2 separate regions of the Homo sapiens genome follow, and region 1 is linked to region 2. Evidence: chromatin contacts called from ENCODE Hi-C or POLR2A ChIA-PET data. All regions are on one chromosome and are shown on one strand. The core of a region is the stretch at or near the end of the contact, and the rest is flanking DNA. Distances in the headings are between cores, read along the strand shown.

Region 1 (3,091 bases), core at 225-2,724, 160 kb before region 2:
AGAAGTACTCCCCAGCAGACTTCCCCTTCACATCTTACAGGTGGGTCTGCACTCACCTTGAACCACTCACCCACCCACGCCTGTGGAGTGGTGGAACCACGTGATCAGCTCTGTCCTGCAGGGTTTAGTCATAGGGAGCACAACCCGGCTTTGCCTAAGTGGGAGGAAGGGAATGGGCAGTGGGAAGGCCGACAGCAGTGTGTGCTATGCTGAGTGCTATGCTGGGCCACCTGAGCTCAGCGAGAAATGAGCGGTCTAGGGCAGTGTTTCTCGAAGCCTGGTCCAGGGACCTAAATCAGCATCGCTTGGGAACTCGCTAGACTGGCCGGTTCTCAGACCCCACCCCAGACCTGGTGTGAATCAGAAGCTCTAGGGGAGGAGCCCAGAGATCTGTTTTAACAAGCCCTCCAGGTGGCTCTGATGCACGCTCAAGTTTGAAAACCATTGGCCCAGGGTGAGGCAGCTCAGGGACCATGTTACAAAATATACTTTTTGTGGAGGATTAAATAATGAGAGGTAGAAATAGTCTTGTAGGTAAAACAGTGGGTGGAAATTGGGAGATGGTTGCTTTTCAGCCTGACTTACCACCACTGGCCCAGGATTTTATCAAACCTAGAATCCGTACGTATTCTCTTCATAGGGTATGGAGTGTTAGCTGGTGGATCGAGTGTGTCCGAAGAAGTTCTGCTGCAATGATGCACATGGGGGTGGGGTTCCAGGCTGAGCTTTGGTGTCCACCTATCAGGGTCTCATATGTCCTGGCATGCCTGGTAAATAGGTGGGTTAGGCCATTGCAGGTCAGCTTCCAGGGGAGGACTGAGGAACCTTCTGAGGGAGAATTCATTCATTATAAGGGAAGTAAGTTTGGCAGAAAACCTTGGCCCAGTAACAGAAAGTCTCAGTTGTTGGATGGGAGTGGCCACTCACAGCACAGGGTGGTATGTGTATTCAGATCTGTCTCCTGGCCCAGGCCCCTGTGGAGCTGCACAGGCGTGTGTGTGTGTGTGTGTGTGTGTGTGAGAGAGAGAGAGAGAGAGACACCCTCGTGGGCCTGTGGCTGAGCTGTATGTGTGTGTGTGGGAGTGTGCGAGAGAGAGGAGCCAGGGACAAGGAGAGAGACCCTTGTGGGCCTGTGGCTGAGGTGTATGTGTGTGAGAGAGAGTGAGAGAGACAAAGAGACAGACAGACTCTGGTGGGCCTGTGGCTGAGATGTGTGTTTGTGAGTGCGAGAGAGCAGACAGGGACAAAGAGAGAGACCTTTGTGGGCCTGTGGCTGGTTGTGTGTGTTTGTGTATGTATGAGAGACAAGAGAGACTCTTGTGAGCCTATGACTGAGGGGTGTGTGTGTGTATGTGTGCATGTTGAGAGAGACCCTGGTGAGCCTGTGGCTGAGTTTTGTGTGCGTGTGTGTGTGTGAGAGAGAGACCGAGACCGTTGTGGGTTTGTGGCTGAGTTTTGTGTGAGAGAGAGAGACCCTGTGGGCCTGTGGCTGAGTTGTGTGTAAGAGAGAATGAGGGTGCGTGAGTGCACCAGTGTGAGTGGGGTTGTTGGGGCATGAGGAAGGATATTACTTAAGGCAAAACTGAAAGAAGTGTTCTAAAAATTCTGTGAGAAACTGGGGTGGGCGGAAGCAGCACGGGGCACTGCCCACCCCAAGGGGACTTCCACACCCCGTCCTGCAGCTGGAGGGCCAGGGCTGCCTGTGGGAGGAGTGGGGACCGGGCCCTGGTGAGGGCAGGGCCCAGAGGAGGCAGCCGGGAACTTGGAGAGAAGGAACAAAATTGGGACAAGGGCCTGGGCCTGGGATAGCCCAGCCTGTTGTGTGCCACTTACAGGGGAGAAGGGCCTCCCCAGCCACACAGCAACCCGGGGATTCCCTGCGGCTCTGTTGTGGTGGAGTGGGAGCATTTGCCAGCTGAGGGGGCTGGATGGAGTAGGGCAACAGGAAGCAACTCAAGTTCAAGTGTGGTGTATTAATTTCCCAGGGCTGTCTAACGAAGTGCCACAAACTGCGCGGCTTTAGAACAACAGAATTGTATTCTCTCCTCACAGTCCGGTGGCTGGAAGTCCTCTGTCAAGCCGGCAGGGCCACGCTGCCTCTGAAACCCTCGGGGAGTCCGCCCTCGCCTTTTCCTAGCTTCTGCGGGCTCGCCGGCAGCCTGTGGGGTTTCTTGGCTTGCAGCTGCGGCACTCCAGTCTCTTGTCGCACAGCGCTCTCCCTGGGTGTCTCCGTGCTTTCACGTGGCTGTCGTATAAGGACACCAGTTATATTGAAGCAGGGGCCCACCCTACTCCAGTCCAGCCTCATCTGGACTAATTGCATCTGCACCAACCCTGTTTCCAAGTCAGGTCACATTCTGAGGTACTGGGGTTAGGACTTTGACATATCATGTTGGGGTTGGTGGAGACACAGTTTAACCCATAACACATAGTCCCCAGCGAGACTCGTCTGTGAGCCCTTGTGAATGTCCCTCACTTGTTTTCCTTGCCCTCCCCCAACACCAGGGCTCCTGAGAAACGCCTTTTTGGTATTGGGCTGGTGATGTGTGAAGCGATCCACTGTGAAGCTTCCTTCCTGAGAGCTGCACAGACCAGTCTACGGCAGCTTTGGACTCCTGGGCTCCAGCCGCAGCTGCAAAACCCACGCAGTTTCTTCCCAGCTCATTGAACCTGGCCTTTTGGTTGAATGGATTTTATTTCTGAATTATTTCTTTGTGTATCTGTAGGAGCACGTCCAAGGAAAATTCTTTATTTTCACAAGATTGTGAGCACTGGGGAGAAGTATTTTTTTCTTGAGACAGAGTCTCACTCTCTCACTCAGGCTGGAGTGCGGTGGTACGATCTCAGTTCACTGCAACCTCTGCCTTCCAGGTTCAAGCGATTCTCCTGCCTCGGCCCCCTGAGTAGCTGGGGTTACAGGCATGTACCACCATGCCCGGCTAATTTTTGTATTTTTAGTAGAGACGGGGTTTCACCATGTTGGTCAGGCTGGTCTCAAACTCCTGACCTCATGGTCCACCCACCTTGGCCTCCCAAAGTGCTGAAATTACAGGTGTGAGCCACTGCGCCTGGCCCAATTTTTTTTTTTTCT
Region 2 (3,505 bases), core at 95-2,594:
TTCCTTCCTTGCTATATAAATCCTTAACTTTAGGCTTGGGGAAGGAACGGATTGGAGGTTTGGCTTCTGTTTCTTCGGCTGACATCACCCGTAATGCAATAAAGGCTTCTTCCCTGGCAACGCTTGTCATCTTAGCGATTGCCTCTCTGGTGAGCAATGGGGCCTAGACTGAACTGGTGTTTCGGTAACATTATTGTTCCATAAAATTGCTATGGTCAATTTAAATGAAAGAACATGAAACAACAGGAAAAATATAAAATTGGGCCTCAGTACTGGTGGGGGCAAGTGAGGCAGGCACTTTTATACATTGTGGGATGGGATTATAAATTGGTTGGCCATATATGTCATGCACCTTAAGAACTTCCAGGAAGTAACTTCTAAGGAAAATAGCAAAAGATATGCACAACAATTAGGTATTAGTGTTTTTTTAAATGCATTCATTATTGTAACTAACTTTCTCCCAAAATAGATTTATAGCATTTAATAATTAAAACACATACAACCAAAACATTGGGTAGATATAAACATATTTAAAAAATTACTAGTAAGTATGAAAATCAAAAACACAATTCCTAAGGTGGTGTTTTATTTTCCCTCCATTACTGGCTCTTTCCCCATTTGGAAGCTTCCTTCATGTTTTTTGAAGCTGAGCAAGGATGACATGACTCATGTCATGTATATTATACAATGTAAAGAACAAAACTGGCTGTGCGGTAGCTCACACCTATAATTCCAGTGATTTGGGAGGCCATGGTGGGAGGATAACTTGAGGCCAGGAGTTTGAGACCAGTCTGGGCAACAAAGTGAGACCCTATCTCTTTAAAAAAAAAAAAAAAAAAAAAAAGGAAACTAAAACAAGGCCACATTGATACATTGATTGGGCACTCTGGACAGAAAAAAAGTGATTGTACTGATGTGTAATTGATAGGTATGCTTGATAAAAAAAAAAAAGGATTCCATTTTTCATGACTTTTTAATGCGCTACATGATTCTGTGCATGACTTTCAGAGCACAATGATCATGTCTACTTGATTTCCTTCAAAAATTAAAAGAAAAATCTTTTACTTGAGAGGGTGAGGTGGGAGGATTGCTTGAGGCCAGGAGTTGGAGACCAGCCTGGGCAACATAGGGAGACTTTGTCTCTACAAAAAAATATAAATAAAAAATAAAAAGAGAAAGCTCCTAAGACTTCACTCAGTAGGTTATCCTACTAAAATAACTGGTTACTGATGGTTTCATGCAGTTCACAAAATTAACTGATGATTTTAGTTGCAGCTTTTATCTTCCTGACTTCTGCCACTCATGTCTCTGCTTTCACTTCCTGTATCCGCAATCTGACTGTGATATGTGATTATTAAAGGTATAGTCTATGTTGCCCCCTAGTGATTAATATGAACATAGGAAAAGTCCTGTAGACTTGCTCAGCTATTCAGAGCTGTGGATATGCTTCTTATCATGCAGAATCTACCTACTACTTTCCATCATTTTATTGTTTAAGTCCTTTAATAGCGTCAATTTTTACATTTTATTATGTTATTACACAAGTCCAAGCTAAACTGTTTATTCTATATAAAAGACAAGCAAAAACCAAGAAAACATTATAATCAATAAAATATTATCAAACAAGAAAAAGAAATACACCTCCTTTTAAAATTTATTTCTAACTCTATTTTTGTGGAGTGCTTTTAACCAGAGAAATAATTAACCTAAATGCATGGTCTATTAAAAGTTAATCGACCAGGCATGGTGGCTCACGCTTGTAATTCCAGCACTTTGGGAGGCTAAGGCGGGCAGATCACTTGAGGTCAGGAGTTTGAGACCCTCCTGGACAACATAGTGAAACCTCGTCTGTACTAAAATACAAAACTTAGCTGGCTGTGGTGGTGCATGCCTGTAATCCCAGCTACTCGGGAAGCTGAAGCAGGAGAATTGCTTCAACCCGGAAGGCAGAGGTTGCAGTTGGCCAAGATTGCGCCATTGCACTCCAGCTTGGGTGACAGAGTGAGACTCCATCTCAAAAAAAAAAGAAAAGAAAAGAAAAAATCACTTTTCTTACTTTAGTATTTCCTGAATATAAAGAATGACAGGCAGGATTGAATACCTTGTGAAAAAGTCTGAGATAATGCACAGTGATGCTGTCTATGTATTAAGTCTTGTGAGGCCTTCATCTATAAGTTTTTCCTTACCCCTTTGGTGGGCCCCCTCAGCCCAGCTTTTTTTTTTTTTAAAGGACAGGGTCTCACTCTGTTGCCTAGGCTGGAGTGCAGCAGCACAATTTTGGCTCACTGCAGACTCAACCTCCAGGGCTCGAGTAATCCTCCCACCTCAGCCTCCCAAGTAGCTGGGATCACAAGAATGTGCCACCACACCCAGCTAATTCCTTATTTCTTATAGAGACAGAGTCTTACTATATTGCCTAGGCTGGTCTCAAATTCCTGGGCTCAAGTGATCTTCCCACCTCAGCCTCTGAGTAGCTAGGACTACAGGCATGCACCACCATACTCGGCTAATTTTTGTATTCTTACTGTAGAGACATGGGGTCTCACTTTGTTGCCTAGGTTGGTCTTGAACTCCTGGGCTCGAGTGATTCTCCTGCCTTGGCCTCCCAAAGTGCTGGGATTACAGGCTTGAGCTATGTGCCCAACCTCCTTTGATTTTTTGTTTTTCTTCTGTTTGCTTTACTCATAGGAAAAAACATATACATTTATAAATCCTGATTCAAAGACTACTTTTGTGTGAGGGTATTGAGTTTGCTTTTTTTTCTCCTTTCATCTAGGTCATGTGGCCTTTGGGAGATATGTGTGTGTGTGAGGGGTAGGATGTGTGTTTAATTTTTTAAATTTATATTTTGGTGCTGTATGTTGTGAAAGATTTGCTCATAGTGGATCAATGAACCATCTTTTCTAGGCAGTTTTGTTGAAAATGAAGGTTTCTCTTTGATTTCAAGAATGACCAAATTAAAAAACAAAAACAAGGTATTAATTTTCTATTGCTACCATAAAAAATTCTCACAAACTTAGTGGCTTAAAACAACACAAACTTAGTTTTGTATATCAGAAATCTGACACCTATCTCCCTGGGCTAAAATCAAGCTGTGGCAGGGCTGCATTCCTTTCTGGAGGCTCTAGGGGGCAGTCTGTTTCTGTCCTGGCCTTTTCTAGCTCCTAGAGGCCATCCACATTCCTTGGCTTGTGGCCTCTTCCTCTGTTGTCAGAGCCAGGAACGCAGCATCTCCCTGACCTTTCTTCCATCTCACATCCTTTTCTCTGACCACAGCTGGGAAAGGTTCACTTATTTTAAGGACTCCTGTGATTAGACTGGGCCCATCTTAAGGTTCTTAATTTAATCACATATTTTATTATGTAGAGTCACATATTCAGGGGTTCCAGGTATTAGGATGTGGACCCCTTTGGGGCAGGAATTATAATTCTGCCTATTACAAATGATGTAAGAGCATATACAGTACAGTGTTTAAAATAGTAATGAGTTGGAAATAAATGTTCCA

Evidence for each region. Hi-C counts contacts between places; a loop is a spot of excess contacts on that map. ChIA-PET counts read pairs that join two places held with the same protein, here RNA polymerase II (POLR2A). Pooled maps may share reads with other maps.
Region 1: a map of GM12878 shows a loop between it and region 2 (3-fold over the local background). The contact joins two enhancer-like sites. A Hi-C loop is called at or near these places in 1 of 168 maps with a recorded cell type or tissue (GM12878), 1 of 37 single-sample maps with no recorded cell type and 10 of 50 pooled maps. POLR2A ChIA-PET finds 5 or more read pairs at or near these places in 3 of 52 experiments (activated CD4-positive, alpha-beta T cell, activated CD8-positive, alpha-beta memory T cell and activated T-cell).

Annotation. Positions count from the first base shown.
Region 1 is chr4:153,486,702-153,489,792 of GRCh38, forward strand. All of the region lies in intron 3 of TMEM131L (transmembrane 131 like), which reads left to right. Among named protein-coding and RNA genes, the nearest start is that of TMEM131L, 22 kb to the left of the region's middle. RefSeq lists enhancers at 842-891, 902-951, 1,102-1,221, 1,322-1,391, 1,572-1,741 and 2 more. Within about 2 kb of position 1,475, at least 28 of the 41 ENCODE cell types and tissues checked have a DNase peak (open chromatin) inside an H3K27ac peak, as active enhancers do.
Region 2 is chr4:153,642,232-153,645,736 of GRCh38, forward strand. It overlaps the pseudogene LOC100419170. Among named protein-coding and RNA genes, the nearest start is that of TLR2, 40 kb to the right of the region's middle. RefSeq lists a silencer at 1,384-1,453. Within about 2 kb of position 1,345, at least 2 of the 41 ENCODE cell types and tissues checked have a DNase peak (open chromatin) inside an H3K27ac peak, as active enhancers do.